3 separate regions of the Mus musculus genome follow, and regions 1 and 3 are each linked to region 2. The links are chromatin loops, found by intact Hi-C in ENCODE. Cell type or tissue: left cerebral cortex. All regions are shown on one strand. Links, peaks and the distances in the headings refer to the core of each region. The heading gives the core; the rest is flanking DNA.

The links. A loop is a pair of places that touch in the nucleus more often than their neighbours do. Peaks named below come from ENCODE experiments on the same cell type or tissue, not always from the same donor. Only the 100,000 strongest peaks of a DNase experiment are listed, where the experiment ranks them.
Region 1: it touches region 2 in a loop (2.5-fold over the local background); 2 of 42 quality-filtered maps call a loop at or near these places.
Region 3: it touches region 2 in a loop (3.0-fold over the local background); 2 of 42 quality-filtered maps call a loop at or near these places.

Annotation. Positions count from the first base shown.
Region 1 is chr8:86,209,584-86,220,608 of GRCm38, forward strand. Gm33632 (a long non-coding RNA gene) reads left to right here. Exons shown (of 4, transcript XR_879042.2): 4 at 1,780-3,784. Gm33577 (a long non-coding RNA gene) reads right to left here and starts at 1,628. Exons shown (of 4, transcript XR_879041.1): 1 at 1,383-1,628; 2 at 928-1,013. In left cerebral cortex, for the core only: no CTCF peak of the experiment used is centred there; DNase peaks (open chromatin) are centred at 3,301 and 5,015.
Region 2 is chr8:86,265,334-86,276,358 of GRCm38, forward strand. No RefSeq gene overlaps it. Among named protein-coding and RNA genes, the nearest start is that of Gm33687, 9.0 kb to the right of the region's middle. In left cerebral cortex, for the core only: no CTCF peak of the experiment used is centred there; DNase peaks (open chromatin) are centred at 6,427, 6,658, 8,189 and 8,656; H3K27ac peaks cover 1,537 bases.
Region 3 is chr8:86,197,785-86,208,809 of GRCm38, forward strand. It overlaps Gm33632 (a long non-coding RNA gene), which reads left to right. Exons shown (of 4, transcript XR_879042.2): 3 at 904-966. It overlaps Gm33577 (a long non-coding RNA gene), which reads right to left. Exons shown (of 4, transcript XR_879041.1): 4 at 10,237-10,734. Among named protein-coding and RNA genes, the nearest start is that of Gm33577, 7.9 kb to the right of the region's middle. In left cerebral cortex, for the core only: a CTCF peak has its summit at 7,290; DNase peaks (open chromatin) are centred at 4,227, 5,357 and 10,034; H3K27ac peaks cover 1,882 bases.

The DNA of each region.
Region 1 (11,025 bases), core at 266-8,265, 57 kb before region 2:
TTAAGACAATACAGACATTTTATTACATGCAGATAAGCTTACCTACATTTTGAATGTTACTGCTTACTGGAATTATATCTCCTATAACCAATCTCTCACTATGAAAAGGAAATTTAACACGAAGATACTTGGCATTTATATCTATCATCACAGCTTTAATAAAATTTTGTACTTAACTTTTGTTTTTAAAGAATCCTTCTGGAAAAAAAAAAGAACTCCATCACAAATAGCATGATCAAGTTTTGTTTTTAAGATTTACTTTTTTAAAATGATGCGTATGTTTGTGGGTATGTGTGTGTATGTTTGAGTTCTCATGGAGGTCAGAAGAGTGTAGAAGTTAGTTCAAGTTCTTTCTCCTAGCCTCATTCTTCCAGAAACAAGACTCAGACTAAAAATTATTTACAAATACCTTGGCTGTGTAGCTAGGCTCCTCTCTGACTAGAATCATAACTTAAGATAACCCATTTATTTTAACCTACATTCTCTATCATCTTTGGAAGAGTTTTCTGTAAGTCTACTTTTGGTACTATGTGTGGAATTGACACACTAATAAAGGAAACTTGCAGCTTGGTGTAGATGGCTACACTACAGTATTGTAGATATCCCCTTCTTGTAAAAACATAAAAATTGATCCATAGTCAGTTATCCATCATCTGGTGATTGCAAGAAGAAAGATTAATACATAGCCATAGTTGTGTTATCCCAGGGTAGATTAATCACATACAAGGTTAGAAAGGGCTGGGACTGCTCTCAGATATCCAGGGGAAAATAATCATGCTACCGTGTGTGTGTGTGTGTGTGTGTGTAAAACTATGTGCAGGTTGTGTATGTATGTGTGTGTGTATGTGTAACTGTGTATATGTGAGTTGTGTGTGTGTACTCATTAGATCCCTGAAACAAAACACATAAATTAATGGGTTGGTTTACCTGAATTGCGACCAATACTGACTCATCTTGGACCTAGTCACACTCCACACACAGCAGGACACGTAGTTATGAGGGCCTGTGTATCTCTGAAGAAAACATGTCAGAGGTTAGAATGACAGCCATATACAAATCACATTTTTTTGTAACAGAAAAAAATTTCAAGTAAGAAAGGAACTAATTTCTTCAATCTTGGCACTTGGGAGGCAGAGGCAGGAGGACTGTAGCAAATTGGAGGCCAAACTGAGTGAGTTCCAGGCCAGTTTGGGCTAACTAGTGAGACCTGTCTCAGAAACCCAACCAGCTAACCAATTAACCAAGCAACCAGCCAGCCAAATAACAATAGAAAACAAAATAAAATGTCTCAAATGAGTAAACAACATTAAAACTAAACTAAACTAATAATAGTAATAATAACAGTAATAGTAATAATAACAATAAATAAGGAAGTCACATACTATTACTCAGAGAAAGGCATGTTCCACCCACAGGACTCTGCTTCTTAGAGTCTTGAGCTGTTTCACATCTGTGCGCACAGTAGCAGGCTGGACCTTAGGCTCATGGCAGGCAGCTGCTCCTGCTGGAATCAGAACTACACTTTCCTCCCATTCTGTCAGAAACAATGTGTTATTTTGGTAACTCTTTATTCCCCACACTGAAGCTCCCATGTAATTATCGAGTGCAATTCGGTACTCCATGCTATATAATTACTCAGTTGTCTGACTCTGGACTCTATGAAAATAAATGATCGTGAGAGTCGGTGGTGAAAAGCCAAGCTTTCTACTCACCTGACACTGAGTCAGAATCAAACAAAACAAAATGGAAACACTTTGTTTTTTCTTCTATCTGCTATAGACATGAAAGCAAGCAGAGCAAACTGGTTGGACTGACTTCTCTTGGTTTAAGCTGAAGCTTTGCGTTCTGGCGTGTGAGACCATCCAAACAAAATCTCTAAATGTCATGAAGGATGAAGTGATGGACAGATCAGAGTCCAAATACATTCCATAAGTACAACTTAACTAATGAGTGCACGGGGTAATTGTGAGGTCCTGCTTCACCTCTGCTGCAGAGTCATTCTTCTGGACAGAGAAGAGATGAGAAGAACAAAGTGTATGAAGGCAGAGCAAAAGCTTTGCTCCTTATAGACACCTATATTTGCCTGAATTCTTTGATTAAAAGTGACAGAAACTCAATTTCAGCCATTTTAAGCAAAGAATTGGATTTATTGGTAAGCAACTGGGCTATCCCTGAGATAAAGATGAACTGCAAGGATACATTAATATTCAGAGGCTGGAGAAATTTGATGGTAGCAAGGCACTATTGTCTCCAGGCATTTCTCACTTCTGTTTCTTTTTTGGTCTTGGCTCCCTTCTTTTGGGTACCTTCTCAACATGGCATGTTGTGATCCTTCCTAATGGAAACCCTGTGATTCCATCTCTCTGTCTTCTAGTAAAGAAATAAGAAAGTCTTCCATGTCAGGTTCCATTTAAGAAAAAAAATGGCTGGGCAGTGGTGGCACACCTTTAATCCCTCCCAACTTTCAGGAGGCAGAGGCAGGAAGATCTCAGAACAGTCAGGGATACACAGAGAAGCCTGTCTCGAAAAACAAACAAACAAACAAACAAACAAACAACGATAACAACGACAAAAGTAACATCAACACCCCATAAACTCTGTAACCTGGGTCTAGGTACCTCTCAACACCCACAATAGTCTTGAAGGTTAAAGATAATAAGACTGGGTTATCCTGGGTCCTATACCCTATACCTACATAGGGAGGAAGGTTTCTGACCAGGGCTGAGGGAAGAACATTGGACCAGTGATAATGGCCAGAGCTTCCAAATCAACTTTGCATAAGCTTAAAAGATTTGGGGTCCAAGAAAATAACTCAGAGTAAACCAAGTGAGAATATTTTATGTTGAATTTCAGAATTCAGATTTCTGTTTGTGAAACTGATATTCCCTCTCATTAACTAGGACTCTTTATTCTGTAGCGAGGTCTTGTAGAAATGTTTAAGAATTATCTTCAAGTTTGCGTTCAGAGGAGAGCTGATATCAAATCCTATGAGTAACAGCAGAGAATGGTAGTGAGGACAGTCAGAGGCTTAGAAGGTCAAACTGTTGCTCAGTGATGACTCAAGCCAAACAGCTAGCCAGGGAAATGAGAACATGGGCTATATCCCATATACAGACAGAAGTCTTAGAAAGGGGGATCCATGCCTTGCCTCCTTTGCCTCTAAGACCATTTTGAAGGGAATTGTATCTTTCTATAGATAGACAGACTGATAAAACACATGCCAAATGATGCTCTATTTTCTGAAGCAGTCACAAGTTGAGAATAGGACTAAGCACCAAATTTTGCATTTGTTCCTTTGGTTCATGAGCACAGTACAGTGGCTCATTTTCTCAGAAATCAAAGTCCTCTGGAAGCCAATCTCATATGCTGTGTCTGTATTAGACAGAGCCCAGGGGATAAGGAGAGTAGGAGAAGAAGGGGCTGTCTGCATCAGTTGGCCACTGAGGGGCAGTGGGCTGCACACAGACAGCCTGGTCTCCAGTCGAGCATAGGTCTGGAAACTCGGAGACCCAATGGGTTGTGATTTCCACCTACATGGGATGTAAGGTGTTCGACCATGTCTCCTGGATCCCTGGCTCCTGTTGAAGTTACCAACCCCACAGCCCCCACAGGAGAGGTTTGTGGCTATCAGTCACACAGGAGCAGCACCAAGCCTTCCCACATGCAAATAAGGTTTCCCCCAAACTCTCAGTCCAAGCCGATGAGAGGTAACTGCTGTTGAACCCTGAACCACCCCCAAAACTGTATATAAATCCTATCCAGGGAATTAAAGGTGTGCGAAAACTACTTAGAAGTCTTATGAGTCTTTTGTTCCAAGGGCTGTAACACTTGGGAAGAGATCTCTCCCGAAGAGCCACCTGAGGTCCCGCCTCATTCCTTGCAGGATAACTAACTAGCTTCTTGTTGGCCCAGCCTGACCCAACACAATACAGAGCTGCTTGGAGTTACTGAGCAAGCTGGAAGACACAGCGGAGACTTTGTCTCTATGCCTACACTTGCTTCCTTCCCCTGGAACCCTCGCACCAGGCCTGGCCAGAGAACTCTGTGGAAAACCTCTGGTACCCAGGCCCACAGGCCATCAATTTGTAAGTGTAACAACTCCTTGTGCTCTCATGGGACCATGCTCTGCAAGGTCAAAAAGAAAGACGCTAGCTTGACTCGTGCCGGGCACACGGACCGTGCCTCCAGACAGGCACATTCACTGATGAGGTAGAGAGTGCTTGAACCCTGGGAATCTCAGAGATCTGAGACAGCAAGAGTGGGGTGCCTTGGTGCCTCCTTTGAAGCATAGAGCCATGGCCTCCAAATGACTTGACCACAGGCAGTCAGTGACATAGCACAGCACCTGGAATGCCTCTGCATGCTAATGGAGCATCTCAGTAGTCTTAGCCTTCAGCCAATGGCCTTCTCTTCCTGGATATTCTCACACACATCTCCAAAAATTATATAATCCCCGGTTCACCCTGAATAAAGCATATGTGTTCACATTCATCTCCAATAAAAAAAAATGAACAAGCTACGATAGTCTCAGAGAGCTGCTTCATCAAAGATCACCACGGAGAAGGCCTTTGCCTAAGAGCCGTAAACACTAAGACTTCCGAAGAAGGCCACCACCCCGTACTTGCTCCCAATTGAACCTGGATACCTGCCCGCTCACTCTCCCCTTTCATCCTAGTGTACAGGAAGACTCCCGAACCTCGGATCCCTGTTCCTGACTTCCTGGTTGGGTGGGTGTACGGGTGGTGGCGGCAGCTGGGAACTCAGAGAGGTGATCTGAAACCACAGCATTCATCTCAGACCCGCTTTCCACTTCTGGCAAACAGCGGTGCTCTGGTGCCCTTAAGGAGAACGCGGACTGTGGGCCATTCTGGATTTTGCTATGCCCTCCTTGAGAAGGTGTTATGGCAGCACCCAGACACTGTCAAAGGAGAGACAGAACGTGGCACCACAGACTAGTCCATCTGTTGAGTAAGAGAAAAGTCTCCGCCAGACTCCATCTCCCATCTCAGATTGTACAGTGAGGGTGTTTCAAAATGGGGTCAAATGAGGACATCCTACGGTAGGAAGCTAGGGTGGGTGGTAAAAGCCTGTGTGGCTGAATCTAATTCAGACAGAGTTGCCTAGCACAGCGCAGGCGTTTTGGACTAAGGGGTCCTACAACTCTGAGGCAGGTGAAGCTGAAGGGTAAATTGGGAGCTCCCCACTTTTTTCAACTGAATTGCAAATCTCAGATCTTTGAACCCCTTTTCAGGTAAGCAAATCAAACCACACAGTTTGAGACCTGTTACAAAACACAACCAACCACTCCAGTTAACAGCAGAGCTTAGAACCTGCCCACTCTAAACGCTCTGATTCTTCAGTTTCTCAAACACCAGACCCCTATTTGCACTGATGACAAAATTTCTCAGACACCTTCTGCAGCGAAAAGCAAGTCAACAAGTTCTAAATATTCATGTGCTAATTAATGGCTCGATCTCAGTGGGTAGAGATCTGTCTATCGGCATCTATTTATCTTCATTACTTCAGTGCTGTTTTGGAGCAGGCATTATAAACACCTCATGATGTGCTGACAGGACAGATGAATGCCATCCATCGCTGGGGGGGTGGGGCGGGGAGCTCTTCCTGCTAAACAGAACTCAGAGGTGTAGCTTTGAGAAGATGATGGGAAAGACTGGTATTTAGGTGTATAGCCCTTTATGTGCACAGCAGTGCGTGTCTGCCTTAACATTTGCTTGCACTGAGTGCCTTCCTAAGAGAATCTGCTGCTTCCTAAAAGGAGTGTGATACTGAGAGGGAGGTACAATTTGTATAAGTACCCTCACTCTCTGAATTTTTTAAAATATTTTTTCAGATGGCGACATCAAATTCAGAAGCCATCTTTCTTAAATTCTCTCAAATTCTTGGTGAAGATCAGGTTTCCAAAGGTAAACATTAAAGTTTACAGCCAGGCAGCTCTGCCATTGAGAGCTGCAGGTCTGGAGAACCTGCCTGGACTGAGAGCCAATGGATCCTCTGCAGTCTCCCAAATGATGCACATTTATTATTCTTTGCTATGTTAAACTTTCATTCCCCCACCATATTTATTTACCTGGGAAAAATATATCTCTTAAGATAGGTTAGACATTATCTACATTTATATAGAGGAGAAAGGGGGAGAAAGGTCTAGCCCCATTCAAGGAGGGTGATGGCGTATGCTGCAGTTTGAAATTTAAGCCTCATTGGTTACATCCACCATCTAACCAATCATCATGCCTCTGTGAAGCCTTGAGAGATGGTGTTTACAGCTCAGCATCTAGCATACCTCATCTGTAATACGTTGGCTTAGACAAATTGCCTGTGTACCTCACAGACATGCTCTGGGGATAAAATAAATAGAGAAATCTGAAAACATGTTTGAAAAGTTAAAGGATGAGCGGTCGCCATCTTGGTCCGGGACCCGCCGAACTTAGGAAATTAGTCTGAACAGGTGAGAGGGTGCGCCAGAGAACCTGACAGCTTCTGGAACAGGCGGAAGCACAGAGGCGCTGAGGCAGCACCCTTTGTGGGCCGGGGACAGCCAGCCACCATCCGGACCGGAGGACAGGTGCCCGCCCGGCTGGGGAGGCGGCCTAAGCCACAGCAGCAGCGGTCGCCATCTTGGTCCCGGGACTCCAAGGAACTTAGGAATTTAGTCTGCTTAGGTGAGAGTCTGTACCACCTGGGAACTGCCAAAGCAACACAGTGTCTGAGAAAGGTCCTGTTTTGGGCCTTCTTATTCGGCCAGGAGGAGGTCCAAATACAAGATATCTGCGCACCTTCCCTGTAAGAGAGCTTGCCAGCAGAGAGTGCTCTGAGCACTGAAACTCAGAGGAGAGAATCTGTCTCCCAGGTCTGCTGATAGACGGTAACAGAATCACCAGAAGAACAATCTCTAAACAGAGTCAACTATAACTACTAACTCCAGAGATTACCAGATGGCGAAAGGTAAACGGAGGAATCTTACTAACAGGAACCAAGACCACTCACCATCACCAGAACCCAGCACACCCACTTCGCCCAGTCCAGGGAACCCCAACACACCTGAGAACCTAGACCTAGATTTAAAAGCATATCTCATGATGATGGTAGAGGACATCAAGAAGGACTTTAATAAATCACTTAAAGAAATACAGGAGAACACTGCTAAAGAGTTACAAGTCCTTAAAGAAAAACAGGAAAACACAATCAAACAGGTAGAAGTCCTTACAGAAAAAGAGGAAAAAACATACAAACAGGTGATGGAAATGAACAAAACCATACTAGACCTAAAAAGGGAAGTAGACACAATAAAGAAAACTCAAAGCGAGGCAACACTAGAGATAGAAACCCTAGGAAAGAAATCTGGAACCATAGATTTGAGCATCAGCAACAGAATACAAGAGATGGAAGAGAGAATCTCAGGTGCAGAAGATTCCATAGAGAACATCCGCACAACAATCAAAGAAAATGGAAAATGCAAAAAGATCCTAACTCAAAATATCCAGGAAATCCAGGACACAATAAGAAGACCAAACGTACGGATAATAGGAGTGGATGAGAATGAAGATTTTCAACTCAAAGGTCCAGCAAACATCTTCAACAAAATTATTGAAGAAAACTTCCCAAATCTAAAGAATGAGATGCATATGAACATACAAGAAGCCTACAGAACTCCAAATAGACTGGAACAGAAAAGAAATTCCTCCCGACACATAATAATCAGAACATCAAATGCACTAAATAAAGATAGAATACTAAAAGCAGTAAGGGAAAAAGGTCAAGTAACATATAAAGGCAAGCCTATCAGAATTACACCAGATTTTTCACCAGAGACTATGAAAGCCAGAAGAGCCTGGACAGATGTTATACAGACACTAAGAGAACACAAACTGCAGCCCAGGCTACTATACCCAGCCAAACTCTCAATTATCATAGAGGGAGAAACCAAAGTATTCCACGACAAAACCAAATTCACGCATTATCTCTCCACGAATCCAGCCCTTCAAAGGATAATAACAGAAAAAAACCAATACAAGAACGGGAACAACGCCCTAGAAAAAACAAGAAGGTAATCCCTCAACAAACCTAAAAGAAGACAGCCACAAGAACAGAATGCCACCTTTAACAACTAAAATAACAGGAAGCAACAATTACTTTTCCTTAATATCTCTTAACATCAATGGTCTCAACTCGCCAATAAAAAGACATAGACTAACAAACTGGCTACACAAACAAGACCCAACATTTTGCTGCTTACAGGAAACTCATCTCAGAGAAAAAGATAGACACTACCTCAGAATGAAAGGCTGGAAAACAATTTTCCAAGCAAATGGTATGAAGAAACAAGCAGGAGTAGCCATCCTAATATCTGATAAGATTGACTTCCAACCCAAAGTCATCAAAAAAGACAAGGAGGGACACTTCATTCTCATCAAAGGTAAAATCCTCCAAGAGGAACTCTCAATTCTGAATATCTATGCTCCAAATACAAGAGCAGCCACATTCACTAAAGAAACTTTAGTAAAGCTCAAAGCACACATTGCGCCTCACACAATAATAGTGGGAGACTTCAACACACCACTTTCACCAATGGACAGATCATGGAAACAGAAACTAAACAGGGACACACTGAAACTAACAGAAGTGATGAAACAAATGGATCTGACAGATATCTACAGAACATTTTATCCTAAAACAAAAGGATATACCTTCTTCTCAGCACCTCATGGTACCTTCTCCAAAATTGACCACATAATAGGTCACAAATCAGGCCTCAACAGATTCAAAAATATTGAAATTGTCCCATGTATCCTATCAGATCACCATGCACTAAGGCTGATCTTCAATAACAAAATAAATAACAGAAAGCCAACATTCACATGGAAACTGAACAACACTCTTCTCAATGATACCTTGGTCAAGGAAGGAATAAAGAAAGAAATTAAAGACTTTTTAGAGTTTAATGAAAATGAAGCCACAACGTACCCAAACCTTTGGGACACAATGAAAGCATTTCTAAGAGGGAAACTCATAGCTATGAGTGCCTTCAAGAAAAAACGGGAGAGAGCACATACTAGCAGCTTGACAACACATCTAAAAGCTCTAGAAAAAAAGGAAGCAAATTCACCCAAGAGGAGTAGACGGCAGGAAATAATCAAACTCAGGGGTGAAATCAACCAAGTGGAAACAAGAAGAACTATTCAAAGAATTATCCAAACGAGGAGTTGGTTCTTTGAGAAAATCAACAAGATAGATAAACCCTTAGCTAGACTCACTAAAGGGCACAGGGACAAAATCCTAATTAACAAAATCAGAAATGAAAAGGGAGACATAACAACAGATCCTGAAGAAATCCAAAACACCATCAGATCCTTCTACAAAAGGCTATACTCAACAAAACTGGAAAACCTGGACGAAATGGACAAATTTCTGGACAGATACCAGGTACCAAAGTTGAATCAGGATCAAGTTGACCTTCTAAACAGTCCCATATCCCCTAAAGAAATAGAAGCAGTTATTAATAGTCTCCCAGCCAAAAAAAGCCCAGGACCAGACGGGTTTAGTGCAGAGTTCTATCAGACCTTCAAAGAAGATCTAACTCCAGTTCTGCACAAACTTTTTCACAAGATAGAAGTAGAAGGTATTCTACCCAACTCATTTTATGAAGCCACTATTACTCTGATACCTAAACCACAGAAAGATCCAACAAAGATAGAGAACTTCAGACCAATTTCTCTTATGAACATCGATGCAAAAATTCTTAATAAAATTCTCGCTAACCGAATCCAAGAACACATTAAAGCAATCATCCATCCTGACCAAGTAGGTTTTATTCCAGGGATGCAGGGATGGTTTAATATACGAAAATCCATCAATGTAATCCATTATATAAACAAACTCAAAGACAAAAACCACATGATCATCTCGTTAGATGCAGAAAAAGCATTTGACAAGATCCAACACCCATTCATGATAAAAGTTCTGGAAAGATCAGGAATTCAAGGCCAATACCTAAACATGATAAAAGCAATCTACAGCAAACCAGTAGCCAACATCAAAGTAAATGGAGAGAAGCTGGAAGCAATCCCACTAAAATCAGGGACTAGACAAGGCTGCCCACTTTCTCCCTACCTTTTCAACATAGTACTTGAAGTATTAGCCAGAGCAATTCGACAACAAAAGGAGATCAAGGGGATACAAATTGGAAAAGAGGAAGTCAAAATATCACTTTTTGCAGATGATATGATAGTATATATAAGTGACCCTAAAAATTCCAACAGAGAACTCCTAAACCTGATAAACAGCTTCGGTGAAGTAGCTGGATATAAAATTAACTCAAACAAGTCAATGGCCTTTCTCTACACAAAGAATAAACAGGCTGAGAAAGAAATTAGGGAAACAACACCCTTCTCAATAGCCACAAATAATATAAAATATCTCGGCGTGACTCTAACGAAGGAAGTGAAAGATCTGTATGATAAAAACTTCAAGTCCCTGAAGAAAGAAATTAAAGAAGATCTCAGAAGATGGAAAGATCTCCCATGCTCATGGATTGGCAGGACCAACATTGTAAAAATGGCTATCTTGCCAAAAGCAATCTACAGATTCAATGCAATCCCCATTAAAATTCCAACTCAATTCTTCAACGAATTAGAAGGAGCAATTTGCAAATTCATCTGGAATAACAAAAAACCGAGGATAGCAAAAACTCTTCTCAAGGATAAAAGAATCACCATGCCTGACCTAAAGCTTTACTACAGAGCAATTGTGATAAAAACTGCATGGTACTGGTATAGAGACAGACAAGTAGACCAATGGAACAGAATTGAAGACCCAGAAATGAACCCACACACCTATGGTCACTTGATCTTCGACAAGGGAGCCAAAACCATCCAGTGGAAGAAAGACAGCATTTTCAACAATTGGTGCTGGCACAACTGGTTGTTATCATGTAGAAGAATGCGAATCGATCCATACTTATCTCCTTGTACTAAGGTCAAATCTAAGTGGATCAAGGAACTTCACATA
Region 2 (11,025 bases), core at 1,536-9,535:
TCCTTTCCTAGTACCTATGTTGCATAGTTCACAGCCACCTCTAACTTCAGCTTCATGGGATTTGATGTCCTCTGACCTCCATGCATGCACGCACGAGCACACATGCACTCGCACACGCACACATGTAATTTAAGAAAAATCAAATGACAAGGAAGGATACTCTTGAGAACAACACAAGAATAGCAGCCTACAACATGCTAGGTTGTGTGGTACGATTCTCCATCCACAGATTGCCCAGGAGACACTACGTGCCCAGAGAGAGTAGGATGACACATTCAAACTGTTGGAAGAAACAGACTAACAGCAAGGAAAATGCATATGCCAAAGCTGCCCTTCAAAACGAAGACTTCCCCAATAAACAAAAGCTACAGGGTGGGAGGTGCATATTCCCATAGACTTGCCCTACAAGACCATGGGAGCCTCTAAGTTGAAACCAAAGGATGCTAGAAAACAAAGTGAGGCCACATCCAGGCAGAACGGTCTCCAGGAAAGGCAAGTAGATGGGGAAGTGCAGAAACTGGCATCATTTCTGCACAAATCTGCCTGTAGTGCTTGATTAGAATGTAAAGACATGTGTAAAAATAACTCTTCACACTCAGATAACTAAAAGCAGAAAGAAACTTAACCCAACTTGATAAAGTCGCATGGTAAACATCTGCACCAAGGAAAGGCCATCGGAAAAAGGCAAGAGCCCCCATCCTCACCATGTCTTCTCAAAGCACTGGGACTTATAGCCCAGATCCTAGGCAGCCACAGAGATGATGATGGGCATTGAAAATGGAAAAGAAGGATAAGAGTTCACTCTGCTTGCAGGTGACATGGTCTTACACACAGAAAATCCGTTTAAACTAGCAAGCAAATTTAGCAATGTACTCAGAGTAATATAGGAAAGACAAGTGCATCTCTATGCACTGCCAGTAAATAATAGGAAAAGGAAATTACAAGAAAATTCTGAATATAACATGGTAAGACTAAAATGCTAGAAATGCAATGAAGCATAGTGAAAGAATTAAAGGTTTGTGCAGAAATGCATCCCATGTTCATGGATTAGAATATTTAACATTAATATGTCAACAACCTATTCATTGCAGCCTCTATTTTTTAAAAAAATAATCTCAAGACATTTTACGTAAAAATGCAAAAACTCATTCCTGAATTCACATGAAGTGTTAAGAGACTCTAAATAGCCAAGAGTCTTGCTAACAGGTTTTTTTGTTTTGTTTTGTTTTCTTTCTTTCTTTCTTTCTTTTTTTTTTTTTTTTTTAGTAGTCTAGATTTCAAGATTCTCTAATGGCTTCCATCTTTGAAGCTTGGACTCAGCTGTAGGTGCTGTTATGTAGTTGGTGGAAATTATAGTAGACAAGGCCTGACTGAAGGAATTAGGCCACTGGGGGCAGGTCTTTAGAGGGTACAACCAAGCGCTAGCCCCTCCCTTCCCTCTTGACTGCCACATGATGTCACTGTGCTTCACCCCATGGTTCCCAGCTGTCATGCTTGTCCTGATCACTATCCCAGGAGCCGCATGATAACTTGGCCATGAGTTGATAAACCCAACCTTTCTTCCTTTGAAGTTGTCTCCAATACTTTCCCAAAGTGATGGGACACTGGCTTTCTCACAGTGCAAAGATCCAAACTTTATGATCTCAAACTTTACTGTAAACTACAATGGTCAGAACAGTATAGTACTGGCACAAAATCCAACAGAAAAAATAGAAATTCTAGAAATTCTCACATATGTGGTCAAGTGATTTTTGGTAAGTGTGACAAGAATATTCTGTAGAGAAAGGATAGTTTTTGCAACAAATGGTATTAAGAATGATAGATAACTGCATTTATTTCTTGTACTCTTGCTTAACACCATGAACAAGATTAACTATAAATGGATAAAAGGCTTGAAAGGCCTAAAATTGTAAATCCTTAAAAGAAAACTCAGTGCCAAGATGTTGTGGTATTGGGAAAGGTAGTGAGTGTTTTCTTGGGTATTATAACAAAGACCCAGACAGTTGTCAAATTGAACTTCATAAAACATTTAAAGATGATCAAAAGTCAACACAAACTAGTGAGATGGAAGAAACCTTTCCAAATTTATACCTGATAATGGATTAATATGCAGAGTACAGAGAACCTCTAAAACTCAGCAACAAAAAGGCAAATAACACAATTCAAAACAGTAAGAGTTTAAATAGACATTGTGTTTCTGAACGCATGTGTGGCCAGCAAGCATATGAAAAAGATACTACACATCACACTTGTCTACACAAATTCAGGAAACCTACCACACATTTGTTGGTGTAGCTATTTGAGAAACAAACAGAAAATTATTGGAAAAAAATGCTGTTGAAGATGTGTGGAAATAAGAATCCTGTGAATTCTGTATGGATTATAAAATAGTGTGGATGTTAGAAACCTAGAAAACAATGGTGTTTCCTTAAAACAATTAAAGCATGGGATTAACACGTGATTCAGAAAGTTGCTTCTGACTACATAGCCAAAAGAATGGAAAGGGACGCATCAAGGAGATGAGATCACATTGCCCTGGTGTTCAGTGGCAGCGTTATCCACCATATATGTAAGAGCTGAAGTGGCCGTCTCACAACAGATGATCCACGTGCAACCCCTTAGTGCTCTGTACATACCGGGCAGCTCAAATGATAGAAACTTATTTGCTTGCATTCTTGTGCCTGAAAATCCAGGTTCAAAATACAAGCAGGGCCGGTTTCTCCTGGGGTACTCTCTCTTTAGCTTGCAGAGTGCTGCCATTTTGCTGTGTCCCTACCAGGTTGTTTGTGTCTGTGCCTCTGTGTTGTTGCCCCTTCCAGGGATACTATCCTCCTGTTGGGTTAGGACTCCATCTTCCAAAGCTTATCTCACCTTAATTATGAGTTCAAGAGTCTTATCTATAAAAGTTAAAGCTTCTACATATGAGCCTTTGAGGGTTAATGCAGAGCTCAACCTGTAACTACATATAATGGATGTCATTAAGCTACAAAAGGAAGAATGAATGTCCTGTTACATGCTATACTATGGGTGAACTTGGAGGACATTATTGCCAAGTCTACAGCAAAGATCTCCATGGTTTGGTTTTTGAAACTGCCTCCTCTTGCCCACATGCTTTCTACCACACACCCCCATGTCTGCACATGACTGTGCATGCTTCTGAAACACCTTGCCTTCACTCTCTCAACTGTGACCACCTCTTAGAAGCCCATTTGCTTAAAAGCATCAATTTCTCACTTGGTGTACAAAGTACTTAGAAGCAGGATGGAAGCCAGGCATCACTGCCTTCATTTTGTATCTGTTTCCTTTCCTTTGGTTAGACTCCTGCTGGATTCTACACAGACATGTCAATCACTGGAGGCTATCTCCCTAACTTACTCATCCATATCTGATCATAGATCCTCTAGCTGCTACTCTCCCTCCCAGAACTGGGCTACAAACCATTCCTTTGCAGCCTGCCTCCCTGAACAGAGTTGATACGAAAGTGTGCCGTGACTTGTAGCTCTCATAGCAATAAAGGTCATCTCCCTTCCCTGTTACCAACACAGCTTTGGGTTATATATAGTTACTTTTATCAGGACCTCATGACTTGTAGCACATAGGTGAGGTCACATTCTATGGAAACACACACACACACACACACACACACACACACACACACACACACACCTGGAAAAACAACAAAACCCTTACAGAAATTTCCTTACAGAGTTGAAGGTGCTCTCTCTCTTTCTTCAAACTCTTCATGCAGCCCATGACACAATGCTATAAATCCCCAAATATTATGGGAATTGAAGAGTCTGTCTCTCCCTTAAGGGCTCCAACATTCTATTTATGATATGATGCTATAACTATCATAATATTCCAAAAACGAGGTTTCTTCCCCCCTCGGGACCTTTATCATGCTATCCACAGTCGCAGGCTCTCCTACCGCAGGGTCTCACGATGCCTATAACTCTCCAAGCAAAGCTGTTCTGGAGGGTGATTCTACCCCAGTTTCCTTTCTATGAATTTGCCTTAAAGAAGGTACAATCCCCTTCTAAGGCTGAGGGTTCAGCAATGAACATTGCCTCAAATTTGCTGGTACCTTGGATTCCAGGAAGGGCAAGTCCTACAGGACACACCATCCTCAGGATGAGCACAGTGACCTGTGATGATGAGGCCACACCCTGGGGCAGCTCATTTTGTAGAGACGAGGGATTAACAGATTAATGATGTGTTAGATATCTTGTGGTGCTAAAGCTGACACAATAACTGGGCCATACTTGTCTAGAACTACTTAATTATGCATTCTTCTTGTCTCTGTGGGAGACGTGGAGGTTCTGTGCTCTCAGATAAGCACTAGAGGAACCAGGAATGTTAAACACACAGGTCTGTTCCTTCAAAGGGATGGGTGCATAACCTGTTATCACCCAGAAGTTTTCTGTTGTTGATGGTTTCCTTTGCTGCTTAAGCTTTCCTTTAATTCCTTTTCACAAGTTGGAAGCTTAGCTGGTTGGAGTCTTACCCTGAGGGCACCACTCCCTTTACTGCATTTTGACTCAGCTTTTCCTTTAAACTTCTAATCTTCTTGAGCACACGACTTGGCTCCAGCACTGCCTCTCCTGGTGTTCCTTTTCTCCTCTCACTGTACAGTTTATATTTCCCTTTGCCCGACCTGCTCCTTTACATTGTAGATCTGCATAAGAGTGATCACTAATAACCATGTGACACAGTCAATAATAGGCAATCTTAAAATCTCCTCTGCCAATGCCATCAATCCAAAAGTCTTCTGTTTACGCTCAGGCAGTTTCTTAGGACAAGGGCAAGTTGCAGCCACAGTCTTTGTACAAACACCACAAAAATAGTCTAAAAGCCACTTGCTAATATTCTTCCCCTGTGAAATGTATTGAGCCAGGTTTTCACAGTTCACATTGCCTTTATTATTATAGTATTCTATGCTCCTACTAGAGTGCCTCACTAAGCTCACTTAAAGTGTTCAACTATTTTTCTAGTCCAAAACGCCTAGCCCTTTCATAGCTTTCCAAAGAACAGCATGGTCAGGCCTGTCACAGCAATACCCCAGTTTCTAGTACCAACTTCTGTCTTAGTTACTATTGTATTGCTGTAAAGAGACACCATGGCCAAGGTAACTCTTATATAAAAAAAAACATATAAATGGGAGATTGCTTACAATTTTAGAAGGTTAGTCCATGATCATCATAGCAGGAAACAGAGAGGCATGGTGCCAGTGTCATAGCTGAGAGCTTACTGTAGGCAACAGATAGAGAGTGAAACACTGGGCCTGGCATGGGCTGTTGAAAGCCCACCCACAGTGAACTAATCCTCCAACAAGGGCACACCTCCTCCAACACACCTCGAATCATTCCTAAATGGCTCTACTAATTAGGGACCAAGCATTCAAATATATGAGCCTAAAGCAGACATTCTTATTTAAACCACCACAAATAGCACCTGTAATGACTGCTGGGTAAACGAAGGACAGGTATGCTGACTGAGACCATCATACCTCAGTCAGTTCTAGGGAGGCCAACTTGTGATATGTTCATCAGTAGGATGACCCTAGGTAGTATCTAGAATTCATCCACTAAAGGTATATTCTGCTCCAAAAAAAGTCCAGCTGTGTTTCAAGCCCGCAGTATCTGCAACTATGTTTCAAGTCCTCAGGATCTGCAACTATGTTTCAAGCCCTCACTGAATGCAACTATGTTTCAAGTCCTCAGTGTCCTCTGGCCTCATTCCTTTTCATGAGGCAAAGTGAAAACCAGTGAGTTTAATTAAAGTTAATTAAATATCATTTCAGGTTGTATATGAGCATGGCAAAATCCCAAGTGGCCAAAGATGGAGAAATACTGGGCCAGTCTTTGACTTCATCTTTGAGAGCAAAAGTGTAATTCTAGGATGGGAGTGGTGGTTCAGTGATATGGAATGCTTACTGCTCTTGCGGACAACCCACATGCTGGCTCACAACCCTGTGTATCACCAGTTCCAGGAGATCTGATGGTTCTTCTGGTCTCTATGTGCTCATACAAGCACATGATATAATATAATATAATATAATATAATATAATATAATATAATATAATATAATATGCATACAATTAAATAAGTACTTTTTAAAGTATAAAGATGTTTAGAGAGTGTTATTTTCTATAATTCCTCACCCCTTTCAGTCTTCACTACTCAGAAGAGTAGGGGAGGTTGAGCAGAAGAAATAAAAATATCCCTAACTATGTCTCCACCTGTCTTCCAAGATGCTGTCTGTGGTTTGTTGCAAGTGAGAGATGATGAGCCGATCCCTCGGAGCACAACAGCGAGTTCCTTTCGCAGCCAAGCTCATCAGCACTTATGGTGATTGTATATTGTGGGTTCTGGAAGCCAGCGATGTGTCTTCTGTGCACCTCTCTCCCAGGGTGTTTGTAAGACACGTGTTTTAAAAGATGGGCCTTTGGTTTGCTTCCCAGCCACAAAGATGTGAACACTTTAAAAACTGCTGTGTATGCCTAAAGCTGACCTCACAGAAGAATAGGGGAGGGTGACAGGCAGGAGTGGGCAATGAGGAGAGAGAGATACAGATGGGGACAGGTGGTAGTGCCATTTTAGATGGCATAGGAAGATTCTTCACTCTACAAAAGGATTGATCACAGCGTTCCCGTTGAATAGAAAGTTCTGTGCATTTTAAGAGGATTTGATTTATAAGAATCTTTTCAGCAACACAGCTGCCGGTTGAAGCAAGCTATTCACACTGACTTGAAATCTATTTCGTGAGCCAGGAGTCCAGGGTGCTGTGGAGTGATAAAATCCTTTTAGTTTCTAATTGACGAGTGATATTGACTAGCACAGTTAGGAGTCCAAGAATTGAGCCCCAGCCAGTATGTTCCTGTAGTAAATATTCCTGGACATACAGAATGCTTGAGTATTGATTCATTTATGTACTTATGGCTGCTGTTCTGAAGGGCTTAGTGCTTTGCAGCTTTAGAGTCAAGATCCCTCCAGAGAACTTGTGTTAGAATGCACCTGGCTGTACAGCATGAACCATCCAAATCCATGGTCTCTAGTGCAGATACTTGGCCCCGCACATCGCTGCAAAGCCCAGACTTCATGCGTCTGTGGATGGGAAGAGCACAGGGTTGAGGGAGCGGCACATATGAGGTTGGAGGCAGCTTTGATTCAGGCTGCTGATAGTTATTTTCCTCCCTTCCATGGTCTCTTCTGTTTGGTTTTCATTATGACTTGTGTCCTGGAGAAATTTCCCAAGAGTTGTAGGGTCCTTAAAGGCTCTCTCTCTCTCTCTCTCCCTGGCAAAAGCAATCATTGCCAATGGCAGGTGTTGACTGAGCATCAGAAAGAGAAGAGGGAAAAATAGGATTTTTTTTTTGAGTCTACTTTGCATATGAGAGAAAACCTGAGGAGAGTGACCTTGAATGAACCCCAAGAATTCGGGCTGGAATGACCTTTAGCTGTGAATAGAACAGGATGCTCACTCCCTGGGTGTAAGCAGCAGGTCATGCAACAGCTCAGATGACACACCCTCCCCATCTGCTCTGAGGTTTGCTTTAACCCAGGGAAGAAACATAAAGCACACCTGCAACTTCCCTGGCCTCTCTTCTGTGGCCCAGGGGATGTAAAATGGCTCTACTATCTGGATCCCAAGAGAGAACAATACAGATAACCATGCCAAAGGTGATGCTCTCCACTCAGAGCAGCTGCCACGGTTACTCTTTTTCTGACTCACGTTAACTCACCTTCACTTTATAGTGAGTGTCTAAGGATCTGAGAATTGCTAAGGGACTCAAGATAAATACAGAATTTGGGGAAGTGGGAGAATTTTCAAGGTCCAGGCATTGACATTCTGCTCCAGTTGCTCACTCTTCCTCCTGCCATCAGCCTTTGGAGCATCTATCGATCAACCCATCGATCCACTGGGAAGTGCACATTTCAAGCAAGTTTCTCCAGCAGCACTCTTAAGCGATCAGTGTTTCTATAACTCATTATGGAACAGGCAACAATTGCCCTGTTGGGTTTATGTAGTTGTGAGCCTCAAGTGAGGTGAGGGGGTGAGACATTAAGTGCAGCACAAATGAATACACTTTCATCCATCTGATAAGTGCTTATTGGGAATGTTAGTGTCAGAAGCAATTTTGCTTGTTTGCTGAGGCTTTGAGAACATTAACTCTCAAGAGCATCATTTTGGGGATGAAGTTGATTTCATTGTACTGGGTTGTCCACAGTCTTAACACATCCCTTTCAAGAGCTCCGTGACCACTATTGATTACAGACATAAGTACAGACACCTGAACTTGTACTTCACTAATGTCCTTCCTTTAACTTCTACGGTCTGTGGTGTTCACAGCACAGATACGCACTTTCTAAGAACACAGTTTTGCTCACTCACACAAGTCCACGTTCATGTAAATGCAGCTGGTATGGTGTACAATAGTGTTTGAAAGGAACCAATTTTTGAAACGATGGTGTGGAATAGGATGAGTTCTCTCTGGTTCTGAGTCTTCAAAAGCCATTTGTACTTTAAGGGCCCATTTGGAGAAGTGGGAAGAAAATCCCACTCTGCCAGCATGACTCAGGGCTGAAGAGCAAAGCAGTTTTAGGACCAAGAGGCAGAAGTAATACTACACTGGGTTAGTGGTATCCATGGCAACGTCAGAGCCTGGTAAAGTTAATAAGCCTGCTTTCAGAACTCAGCTGCTCTCCTTGGTGCGGATGGGGCCTGGCTTGGCTCCTTTTTATGTTTTTATGCCTGTCTTAGCTGATGCTTGTGCTGAATGCACCAATCCCTTCCCATTGCCTAACTGAGCAGGGCTGATGGCAGCCTACTTGGAACGGCTGGCCATGAGGAAGCCTTAGTGTATGTAGCCTTTGAGGGTACCTGTGAGATGCAGAGTTATCAGCTCCATTCTCATCATGCAAAATAAAGACTTCTTTACTTAGCCACAAGGTCAGTTTGCTGGGGAACTTCTCAGCCTTGCCTTCTGTTCTTGCTACTTCAGTCCATGCCTGTTGGTGGCTCTGTATGGCTCAGCCACTCCATGTGAGCAATGAATGTTTAATCCCAGCTCAGTCACTCAACACTTAATTCTTCCTCTTTGTGATGTAGGATATGTGATCACCGTGTGAACCCCAAGATTGTGAACTGGATAAACCTTGTTGTGGTGTGGCTCAGCCCTAGCACATGGCTTTAATCCAAGACCTTTCTGTAAACAAGAACTCAATAAAGTCAACGATAGACCAAGAGGCAGATTAAGCAACCAATTGTCAGGGAGTGAGCATAAGAAAACCCAGGAAAGAGAAGGAGAGTCTCTGAGTTGAAGGGTATAAAGACAGAGTGCAGAAGGAGGAGGGGCTTTTCCTTCTGGGACACCAGTGGAGTGGGAAGGTCAGCTGGGTACTTTCTCTGACTCTGTGAGCTAGCCGGCTTCCACCACAGCATCTGGCTTCTGTGCCTTCACTGATAAATCGAACGTTTGGGATTCTGTTTTTGTTTTTGTTTTTGTTTTGTTTTGTTTTGTTTGTTTTTAATGAGGATTAAGCAGTTTATTTTATATTCAGTCTACAAGACCCGGCATGCGGTAAACCCATGTCTCACTTATAAGAGGCAATGAAATCATAATTAAAAACAATGTGCCTTGTGCCATATGATTTTTTTATTTTCTTTATTTACAGTTCAAATTTTAATCCCCTCTCCTAGTTTCCCCTCTGAAAACCCCCTATCCCATCCCACCTCCCCCTGTTCACCAACCCACCCACTCTCACTTCCCTGTCCTGCCATCCCCCTACACTGGGGAATAGAGCCTTCTCAGGACCAAGGGCCTCTTCTCCCACTGATGTCCAACAAGCCCAACCTCTGCTACATAGGCAGCTGGAGCCATGGGTCCCTCCATGTGTACTTTTGGTTGGTGGTTTACTCCTTGGGAGCCCTGGGGGTACTAGTTGGTTCATATTGTTGTCCCTCCTATGGGGCTGCAAACCCCTTCAGCTCCTTTGGGTCCTTTTCTAGTTCCTCCATTGGGGACCCTGTGCTCAGTCCAATGATTGGCTGCAAGCATCCACCTCTGTATTTGTCAGGCACTGGCAGAGCCTCTCAGGAGAGAGCCATATCAGGCTCCTGTCAGCAAGCACTTGTTGGCATCCACAATAGTGTCTGGGTTTGGTGGGGATTTTGTTTTTTAAGAACAGCATCTGTGCCTCAGTTTCCTCACCTTTAGGAAAGTTAACTAATAAGAGAATCTTGCCTAGTATTTACAATGGTGATTACTTCTTTTTTATTTTATGTTTTTATTATTTTACTCTTTTGCTTTTGAGAGAGTTTCACTCTAACATAGGCTAACTTAGAATCCCATCAACAACCCAGACTGGCTTAGAACTTCCTCAGTAGTCCAGGCTGGCCTCCAATTCCTGCTATTTTTGCCTTTGCTTCCCAAGAGCTGAGGTTACAGGTGGCTGCGTCTATACCAGACCCAGTGTGGGTTTTAATTTTAACTGATCAGAGATGCGTGGGGGCTAGAGAGTAGAGCAGGGCTTGTGGTTCCTGTGGGCTTGGAGCAGAGCAGGGCTGGCGGTTCCTGCTCACAGTGGCTGAGGATGAGTCAGAGAGATGAGAGGCATAAATAGCTCCTGTCTGTCAGCTCTTCCCTGACTCTACCCAGTCCGCAGACCTGTCCACCCCTTTCCTCCACCTCATTCCCAAAGGCACTCCTTTGGCTCATCTGTAAATCCTAACCAAGCCCTGTAAGCAAGTGTATTAATAATAATTCCTCCAGTAAATAGGAATTGAGTGTTCCCTGGGTATTGGAGGAGGAAGTCCTATTGTGAATATGAAATGGAAAATGTTTAGCGTGTTGTTGAGAGTAACTGGGTTTTTCTCGGCTCTTGGGGGGAGGGGGCTTTTAAATCAAGAGTTAGGATGATAGATGCTTGCAGTCACCCAAAACTTCTACCGAGTAAGTGACCTTCCAGTTCTTGTCTGGCAGAGTTGAAGAATGGAATGATTGTACCACGGAGGTGATCTTTAAA
Region 3 (11,025 bases), core at 2,919-10,918, 66 kb before region 2:
TAGATAGATAGATAGATAGATAGATAGATAGATAGATAGATAGAGAAGACCTGTTGGCTCTATGTTGACCATGTTTGGACCTGTTGGAAACCTTTATGCATCCCACCATAGTCTCAAACTCTCTGGTAGCTGAGGATGATATTGAACTGCTGATCTTCCTGTTTCCATATTACAAGTGCTAGAATTGGTGTCTACCACCTTACCATTCAAAGATCCTTTCAACAAGAGGGGAACCATGCTTCATACTGAAAGCTTAGCCAACTACCCAGGGCTAATGTTGTCATGGATTTTGGAGGAGAGCCCACAACTGCTACTTTACTAAACAAGTAGAGTCCCTAACTACACTCTAAATATTTGTTCTTATACCAGCAGACAAGTGTAGCTCTTATCCCACATTCATGAAACTTCTCTTTGCAACAAACAAAGACCGTTCAATACACAGTAGCATAACCAATCAAAATGCAAAGTTGCAGAGCCCAGTCCTTACAGATACATCTCCAAAACTGCTCTGAACCTTGGACTCAGAAAACATTTCGGAAGAGGTGGCTGGAAGGTTGTAAGAGCCAGAGTTTTGTGAGACTGTGTATGCTAGTAATGTCAGAAGCTACACCCATAGAGTTTCATAGGCATGTCACCCAAACTTGAGCTGAGCAAGGATGACAATAGAAATCCTGAAGTGAATGGGATATCCTATCAGGCCTCAACCTTAGAAAAATAACTGCAGGCAACTGAGGAATGCTGAGAGAGGGAGACATACTCTTCTCTAGAGAAGGAACAAAATGATATAATCTCAAAAAAAACAAAAGAAGATCTGGAGGCTGAGGGTGAGAGAGCTGTAGTCCTGATACTCGCCATTGGTCTTGTTATTGTTTTGAGATGTGTTTTTACTATTTCATCTTATAGACTTGGAATTCCTCAGAAGAACTGGTGTCCCGTTCATCTTTGAAGATTCCAGGCTGAGTGCAGGTCAGGAGCACCCCGGCATTATTGGTGAGGTAGAGACCAAATGTGTCCCAGCACAGGAGACCTTTCCCTCCTCAATGGAAAATTGAGACAGTGTGGACAGAAGTGTAAGGTTTTCATGTTAGGCAACAGGTGGAACCAGTGACTAGAGATGACTGGCAGAAGAGAGAAGTGAACCCAAAGGCACAGGAGCTTCAAGAACCCAAGGGTCCTCTTGAGAAGCTTGGCTCCCATGTTGGACCAACGAGTGTAACCACTGGCCTTAAGTCACATATGTTGCTGTTTGTAATCCAGACCTGCTGTAGGACTGAGGTATGCATTCTGTAGGAAATGAATCTACCCATGGCTCCCGCTAAGGAATTTCTCTCAGCCCAAGGAAGCCACCTCTTTAAGTCCACACCTCTTCTCAAGAAAATTCCCTATCCAGTGATTTGCCAATGAGGGGAAAAACTAGTCTGGCCCCATTATCTTTAGGTTGGACAACTAATGCCCTGTCCAACATCCAGAGTACCACATGAGTCAACTGGGCCCGTTTTTCTTTTCTTTTCTTTTCTTTTCTTTTCTTTTCTTTTCTTTTCTTTTCTTTTCTTTTCTTTTCTTTTCCCTTCTTTTCTTTTCCTTTCTTTTCTTTTCTTGTATCTGCAATAACACTTAGCTTTGTCCCCTGCCCATTTCCAGCTCCTCTCTCAAGCAGGTATGTATTCCTACCCTAATCTCTCAGCAGTTCCTGGGTGTACATCTCCATTCCAGAGTGTTTCCAGAGAACTGAGACAGATGAGTGATGTCCCCATGCCTGCCTATGTTTCTAGCCCAGTGCTTTTTTCTAGTCAGGAAGATACTGTTGCACACAGCCACCACAGTGAACTCCACAGACCTGTGAAAATCCATCCACTGATCTGAACTTTTGTTGGTGGCCAATCATCTTCCGCTTTTTATTTGTGACTTGAGTAATAGTTTGGAAGCTGATAGCAGTTTCCAGGGTGCCACATGTATATTTGGGTGTCTTAATAAAGTATCCCATTATTACAAGGCAGGCAGTCCTTTCTGAGAAGTATTATTCTGGTGTGTACGGGCACATGTGCAGAGCTGCACACATATGTGTAGGTTACAGGACAGTTTTGTGGTGTCAGTTCCGCTTTCCCACCTGTATGTCTGTTCCATGGGTCAAACTCAGCCTACCAGGCCTCTTATCCTGAGCCATCTTGCCGGCCCTTAGCCGACTTCAAAGAACATTTGAGAACCACTAAATTGGTTCAGCAGGTACAAAAATTGTCCTGGAAGTTGAGACACCTGAGTTCTACAGAGCAGAAGGAAAGAATCAACTCCACCCCCCACCCCCCAGAGTGGTCCTCTGACCTCCACACCTGTGCCGTGGTATGTCTGATCCTCCTTCATATGCTCAGCTTCATCACACATACAATTACTTTTTTAAATGAACATTTGAACTCTCAGTGACACTGTGGTGATGCACACAGACATGTAACTCCAGCACTCAGCAAACAGATGTAGGAAGGTCTTGAACCAGCCTAAGTTACATACTGAAACTGAGTAAAACCAAAACTATGTCTAAGATATATCACAACCTTTAGAGAAAAATGACTGTCAAGAAGTGTTTCTATTCTTAGTTGAGCTGGGGAGATAAAATCTGTTTATTTCAGATCAGTGAGAAGCTGCAGTTTGGGAGAAGCAGGTTAAGTATGCTGGAGATATATTTTAAAGATTTATTTACCATATATATGTGTGTGTGTGTGTGTTGTCTTCATGTATATATTATACTATAATACTATATTCTAATATGCTATATTAGAATACAAATTCTAATACTATATACTAATTCTACATATATTATATGCTATATATGTTCTTGGTGCCCAAGGAGTTTAGAAGGTATTGGATTCCCTGGAACTGGAGTTAAGATGGCTGTGAGCCACCATGTTGTTGCTGGGAACCCAGTCCAGGTCCTCTGTAGGCACAAGTATTCTTAACTTCTGACACATCTCTCCAGCCCCATAGGCCAGGGTCGTAGTTGCTCATTTGAGACAGTGAAGGCTGAAAGGGTCAAGTGTACAACACTGAGGAGTTTGTCCCCAGTGGTTCCTTCCTGGCAACCCCCTGCCTTGCTTTGAAGAGGTGTGTGTCTGTGGTGCCCCACTGGGGGGTGAGCATAACCTACAGAAAGGGTGGTGAAGCTTCATTAGAAGGTGAGGGCTTCCTAACTTTCTCTCCTCTTTAGAGTCTCATGCTGGTCTATTGTCTCCAGCACATTCAGGGACCTTGCCTCTTGGTCCCAACACAACACCTTCTCTTGATAGAACCTAGTGGGGAAACCCCCACTCAATTCTCGATTCGGCGGGCACCCAAAGAATCACGACATGCATCCCACACAGGAGATAACGGATGTCAGCCACGAGACTCGAAAGCTAGGGGTTTTTATGGGGTAAGGGACTTAGGGGTGTGGAACTCAGCATAGCAACACACTATTGGGTTATTCAAACATCAGCAGAAAAATTACATGTACATGCAGGGTGTCAGAGTTCTGTGAGTTGTTGACTCAGTTCAGATAGCCCTGTTATGTCCTCACATTCCTCTTTATCTTTAAGGTTAAGCTGTTCCCAGGAATGTTTTAACTACGGGGCATACCTGGGTTTGTTTTTCTTTTTTCTCAGCCCCAAGCAGCCTCTAGGCTCACAAACAACCAGCAATTTCTGAGTACTTTATATGACTTACAGGTCTTGAAATTTCATCTTTCTTTCACTCTCTAGCATTTTCTTCACCTTCTATGTCTTTACACACACTCCTCTTCACATTGTAGAACGTTTTCCAGGTTCCTCAACTCATTATTTTATGGATTTGGTTTGTTAAGTTTATGGATTCACTCCTCAGGCAGACACTGTAATCAAGTCAAGACTGACTGTTAGAAGTCCTGACTGCCCTCTAAGCAGCTATATACAATATGCTGTGCTCTAAGTCAAGGAGGGCAACCTTAGATCTCTTCCAAACTGCAGAATAGTTGCCATTTTGCCAAGTCCTCTAAGAATTAGATGTGGATTCCAGCTCACCTTGCCAACTAAAACAGCATAAGATTTTACCAAAAAGCCACATTTTTTTTTCATTTTGGTAGAGAGTCACACAGACATTTAAAAGTGCTTAGAGACTGGGGTGGAGTAGGATGTCTACCCTCCCTGTTATATTTAGCAGAAGAACATTTCTTTGCCAAAGTCTGTTTCCAAAATCTCATCACTTTCGGAGAAAGTGAAACCCTGCCCCCAGAAGCAGCCTGTGGACGTTACTGCTCTCTGACTCATCCTCAAAGCTGGAACACCTAGATGGGCAGACTCAGTGTTACGATCCTGAATTAAGTCCCAGCGTGCTCCTACAGCATGGTGCAGCAGGAACTCACAGGCATGACTTAGATACATTTCAATAATTTCCAACTATGGGAATGCTTGTTTCATGTTCTTTTATTACCAACTTCTAAGAATGGAAGCTGGCCAAGACTGCACTATTAGCAGGCAGGGAGTAAGGTCTCAGAGTCTGAATTTAGCAGCGCTTGGCTCCATGGCTGACACTCTCTCCTCACTCTTTTCCATCACTGACCTTGGAAACTTTATTCGCCCTTGAGCACCCATGTGTTCCTGCTGTGTAAAATGCTTCTGCCTGGGTTCAGAGCCCCGGGCAGATGCCCAGCACTTTCACTGTCAACTGAGAGGGAATGAGAGAAAAGGTTATAATCAGCACATTCCAATGAAGATGCTACCGATGTTGAAAATGTTTGCATTTTAAAAGAAGAACCTGAAGAGTTTCACGTAAATTTCTAAGTAGGTCAGTCAACAGATCAGAAATAATATGTAAATATATGTATTTGTATATATACTTATATATGACATATATGATATATATATGCACACATATATGCATATATACATATATGTGTAACATGATCACACACACACACACACACACACACACACACACACATTTGATCATATTATTCCCCAGTTGGCTTCTCATTACACATTATATAAGTTGAGGTTCTTACACCGTGCCCCAGGGCTTACCAGCACCCAGGCAGATAGTCACCAAAGTCAAGGGCTCTATCACACTCCACTCTCTACTTTCATCAACATTTTATTGCTGTTCTGTTGTTCATTGTCTCTTCTACTAGGATGTTAACTCCACTGGTGGAGTGGAGGTGTTTTGTCTGCCTTAGCCACTTCCTATGCTGCACTCTGGTTCTATACCATTGTATCCACTAACGATTGTAAAGTGGGTGTTGTCAAAGGAGAAAGGTCTTAGTCTTTGTGAAAACAGGGTGAAGAGGAGGGAACTCAGGCTAGGGAACAGCTCTGGAGGCAAATTACCTCGTCCCTTCGCTCCTGCTTCTCACCCTTTGCTGGAGCTGTGTCTGAGGGCTGAGATGCTGTGTCTGCTCTCAGCAAGGGTGCTTGGAGGAGAGGGCTCAGTAAGCTGCTCTGCCAATCCTCGTGGCTGTGCTGTACTGCAGGACTCTGTTTGGGTCATGCACTTATGAAGCAATGGACTGATTGTGGTGAGGAGCTAGCAAAATCAGGAAGAAAGATCTCCTCACTACTGTTGAAAATATGAGTTGCTACATGCAGCTACTCCCACTAGTGGCTCAGCCTCCTGTGCCCCCTGCGCCCCAAGCTCATGCGCAATGCGCAGTGTCAGTACAGGCTGCCTACTCGAACCCACCGCAGCTAGAAGGAGCAGGTACTCACGGAAGTAACTGCCTGGACTCACTCTCCAGTCACTTTAACAAAATGCATCCTTGCGTTAATTGATGTACTTCTTCAGAGCTGCTTTTAACTCTCTTCCCTCCTATTTGGCTTTGTTGAGATGAGTTTTCCTATTCAACTGAGCAACCTGCTGTTACCATTGCTGAGACCAGGTTTTTCTTTTTCTTCTTTTCTTTTTACAAGCAATTGAGCAGAAATAACGGTTCCACAGCCTTCCTCTTCTTTGATGCCACGGGGAGATTTATTGACTTCAAAACTCTTTTCACGCATTTCTTATCCCTTTTCCTCAGAGTTTCACAGACTACATAAGGAAGCTGTTCTCTCTCCCCTCACTTTATAGATTAAAAAATTCTTGGCTCAAACTGAAGAAAAAAAAAAGGCTTTCCTCTTATGAGAATTTTTCTCCTTTCCTTGAATGCCTCTTAGCGAAAGTTTTTTACACATGCAAACAAAGTTAAACAATGAAAGGAAAGAAATGACTCTGTGAGTTCACAATATTTATAGCTACTATTCATGTTTCTGCAAACACCTCTTGATAAGAAGATACATAATATGAATGCATAATACATGTGTTTACAGCCTTTTGTCCCAAAGATTATTAGGCATATTTTCCTGTTAATAAATATACTTCTCATATATATATATTTCAAAACAGGTCTAGGATACAGTTTAAGGTTTGTACCATGATTTATGATGAATTTTCTGTCGGTCATTTAGATAATTTCTAGAGTCTTTGTGATTAAAACCAATATTGTGGTGAGAATGCCTGCAGCTGAATCAGGTACACATTCTCCTTTATTTATTCCAGTCCATTCTTGGAGTTAGAATTGCTGGCTCACACATTTAAGGTCTTTTGATCCATGATGCTAAATAGACAGTTTGTATTCCCACTAGCAGCCCCCTTTCATCTGTATTCTTCTACTCTGGATATTATCATTTTACAGCTTTTTTTTCTTTCATTTTATGGGTAAGCCTGGTATCCTGTTGTTTAATGTACCTTTCATGCATGAATGCTTAGGTTGGGTATCTTTTTATTTTTGGCCCCTGGAATTTTGCCTTTCCCCTCGTGTCCTTGCCTATTTTTCTGGCTGAGAATCAAGACCTCAATATGAACCCCTACTGTTTCCCCTCAGGCCACCAGTGTTGTCATTTCTGCTTGTGACAGTCAATGCTTGAGATGCTCTGTTGCGTCACAGCCTCCTGCTCACTCCGACCACATCTGAGAACTAGCCGGGACAAATCCTGGAGTCCATACTGTAGAGGGAGTTGAGGCATGTTGAGATGGAGGGACTTGCTGTGGACAGATCCCTAAGCCATGACCATTTTGTACAATGCTCCCTCAGGAGTCTTCTAGGAAAACAATCTAATAAGCTAATCACACTGATGTTTAATGACTCTCATAACTTATTATCTTTGCCAGAGTTATTTGCATTTAAATAGAGAAACCTGAGGCAATCGTTACTTAATGTGCCCTGTCAAGCCAGGGAAAAGAACTATTTTAGGGCCTGGAGTCTTCCTGCACGTTAAATCACACCATGGAAGCCTACCTGCTCCACCTATGGGTGGTCCTGGCACTTCTCAACCTGGGTTGATATGAACATGCACACTATAAAACAAGAGGGAATCAGACATTGTCCCCTTCTGGGTTTTTCTCTACTTTTCTCATTTTTTTTGTCTTCTCTGCTTAGAAATGTGTTTTTCTATTTCCTTCACAGAATTAGTAGAAGCCACTATTCCCTTTTCCCCAATGCTAGTGATTTACCAGGCACCACGGCATTTCTCAGAAGTGTGCTCTAAACTTACAGAAGAACAATAGTTGGTGAGCTGGAAAGCCCCATAGCTTCTCCCTGAACTTGTGCTTCAATCGAGTTACGGCTCCCCACAGACCTTATATGTAGATCTACCATGGCCCCAGATTGGAGTGTCTCTGTGATAGAGGTACAGACCTGAGTCTCAAGGTACTCACTGAGATCTCTAAGCCCCCCATGTCCCGTGACAAAGAATTGGACAGGACTAGAAACAGAAATAGAAACAGGCTATTAAGAAAGAGAAGAAGCACTTCAGGAATGGGAGTGGGCTTGTGGGCTGGATGAGTGGGCTTGTGGGCTGGGGAGTGGGCTTGTGGGCTGGGGAGTGGGCTTGTGGGATGGGGAGTGGGCTTGTGGGATGGGGAGTGGGCTTGTGGGATGGGGAGTGGGCTTGTGGGATGGGGAGTGGGCTTGTGGGATGGGGAGTGGGCTTGTGGGATGGATGAGTGGGCTTGTGGGCTGGGGAGTGGGTTTGTGGGATGGGGGAGTGGGTTTGTGAACATGTACACAAAATACCCTGGGCAGAATGTCAGCACATGGCACGTTTTCACCACCTGCTCTTTTTTTTTTTGTTGTTGCATGTAGTCCAGGTGGAGAAAGATTTCTAGTCTTTCTTTGACAACTAGCTTCTTTCTTTTTAAAAACAATTGGTTGCACATTTATTCTTTCATTTGTGTGCATGTGTATACATGCACACATGTGCGCACACACACATATACCACATCAAACACTGCAGGACATCTCTCCTTCCACCTTGTGGATCAGACTTGGCAGTATTTTAAACTCACTGAACCATTTCCCTGGCCCTCAATACCTTCTTTCATATACTAGTCTTGGTATGTCTCTTTCTGGTCCCTACTTTCTGACTACAACTGCTCCCTAAAAGCTGCAGTCCTGAAAGTCATTTTTGGAGAAGAGGAGGAGAGGAGGAGAGTGGTCGATCTTTTATAACTTCCAAGCTGATGAGGCTGTAACCTCACAGAAGAACCATATTTTGTAACTTGTTTGGGGCAATTGATCAACCCTAAAACAATAGAGTTCATAAATTCATTATCACGCACAAACCACAAACAAACAAACAAACAAACAAACAAACAACAAATACATAGTCTAACCTTACTAGGAAAAAGTGTCATCATGAAGGGGATAGCTTTTATCATTAAAAAAATACAAAATGCTTAGATAAATAGGTACTTTGTTAGAACAAAATGTACTTCTTCAAATTTATTCAATCAGAATTTGTGTAGGACAACATCATGGTTTTTAAATACTTGTAGTTTCAAAAATGCTTCTTCCTTTAAAGGTGTGTGTGTGTGTGTGTGTGTGTGTGTGTGTGTGTGTGTGTGTGTTGCTAGAGATTGGACCTAGGAGTTCTTGCATCACTGGTGCAATAATTCTTTCTTTATTGAATTTTTGTCATTCTTAAAAGCACAGAGCATATTCATCAAGAAACCTAGGAGATTGTGCAATCCAGGATCAAGTCAAGCCCAGCCCTGTAACTTTCAATAACCTCTCATTACCTAGCACCAGTAGTAACATCAGTGGTGGTCATGGAGGGAGCTTTGCTTTGGAGCAGAAACACTCCAAACCTCAAGATGGTACAAAGTGGGGGAGGGGGGCCTCATAAATAAAGATGGAATAGTTATCATGTCTTAAGAACACAATAGCAACTTTATATTTACAGATTTTCTTCCAAGTAATAAGCAAAGTACCACGTTTTCTCTTCTTTGCATAGATTCTTTCCACATAGTATAACTATCAAGTACAACTATATTATTTTCTCTCTCTAATTCTTTATATTAGGAGTACTGTGTTTCCCAGTGCATGTACATTAGACACTAGGATAATGGAGGAAATATGGCTTTTTTGGGGAGCATGGCAGACATTTTTCTCTATGTTGACTCTCCTCTGTGTGGAATGTACACATGATCTTCCTGGCCATTAGAACAAGTGACTCAGCAGAGGAGTTATAGGACCACTTGGGAGTCTCTCATCATTCCCGAGTCCCATAGGACATAGCAGAGCTAGGGACAAGGGGCAAAAGTATTTCTGTCTTTTAGCCCCCTATGTCCTCATTAATATTAGCCTCTAAGTACAGTTACCAAACCCAGAAGGTCAGCTATGCTAGTATTGAAGAAGAGCTTGGGTGTAAGATACATCTATTTTATTTTTGTCTCTTGCAAATCAGATCTATCTAGGAGAAAATATTGAAGTTTAAATTGTCAGTTACTGGTCATTATTTTTTAAAGCAGTTTACTTAAGATACTTGGTGGCACATTACAAGGCCAAGTTATTTTTTTTTAATTTGGGCATTTAATTTGATCTGATTAAAGGGAATACATTTGTGAAACAAATTAAAAGGAATAAAAAGAGGGTAACAATTAGAAGCTCAGAAGATGGAAGTCACCTTAGTAATTAGAGCTAAGTTTTTCGTGGCTGGGAAGCCGCATGAGCATGCGCTGCTCAGTTCTAGAGTTATTCTCCCTGGCGAGAACAAAAGCCCAAAAGCTTGCTGGGAACTGGGGCAGCATGCTGAACCCAACGCTACAGTTAGCTTAGCCAAGGGGGACTTATTTTGCTGAGAGGCAAATGTAGGGCACACAAGGAGACTTGAATGGTGGGGGTTAAGATTTAAGAAAACAAACAAACAGCAACAGAAAGAAAACAACAAAAAGTATGATTGCCTTTTTAGATAGGTCTTGTCTGTTTATTTGTTTTTGTAAGAATCTGGGGTGGTCAGGAAGAAATCCAAAAAGAAAGAGCCACTTATTTTTGCCACAGTGTTAAAGGTTCATGGCTGCAGAAGAATCTGCAAGACCCAGTTGGTATATTATGTAAATTAACTGTCTTAAAACCACAAGGTGACATCGTGGGGTGTGATCTACTAGTCTGATATAGGAGATGTATTGACGTCATCACAAGCAGATGGGGACACACATGAAAACATATATATCGTGTCTTAAATAGCTAAGTTCCAAACATAGGTGAAAAAAAATGATCTGTCTTAGTTTCTGTTCTGTTGCTGTGAGGAGACCCCATGACTGAGGCAACTCTTAACAGGAAAAGCATTTAACCGGAGGCTTGCTCACAGTTTTAGAGGGTTGGTCCATTATCATCGTGGTGGGAAGCAGACAGTGCCTCGTTCTGGGAACAGTAGCTGTGAGTTTTATTTCCTCTTCCACAGGCAGCAGTTCATCAACTGGAGACTAAATGTGCAAATATATGTGTAAGAGGCCACTTTTATTCAAACTGCTACATTAACAGTAGCAGATAAAAATTCCGTTTAAACTCTCAAAAGTTGACCAATTTAAGTTCTGTTATAACAAGCAGGTAGAAACTGCTGTTGTTAAAAGTTTTCAGTTTGTTTCATGCAGGTTCATGAGGTAATTGAAGCAGGACAAAATTTTTGGCATTTTCATTTTTAAGCATATTAACTACTCAGGGAAGGCTGAAAGCATAAAGCTAAGTCATCGTCCCAGTCTTTGCATTCTAGGAAT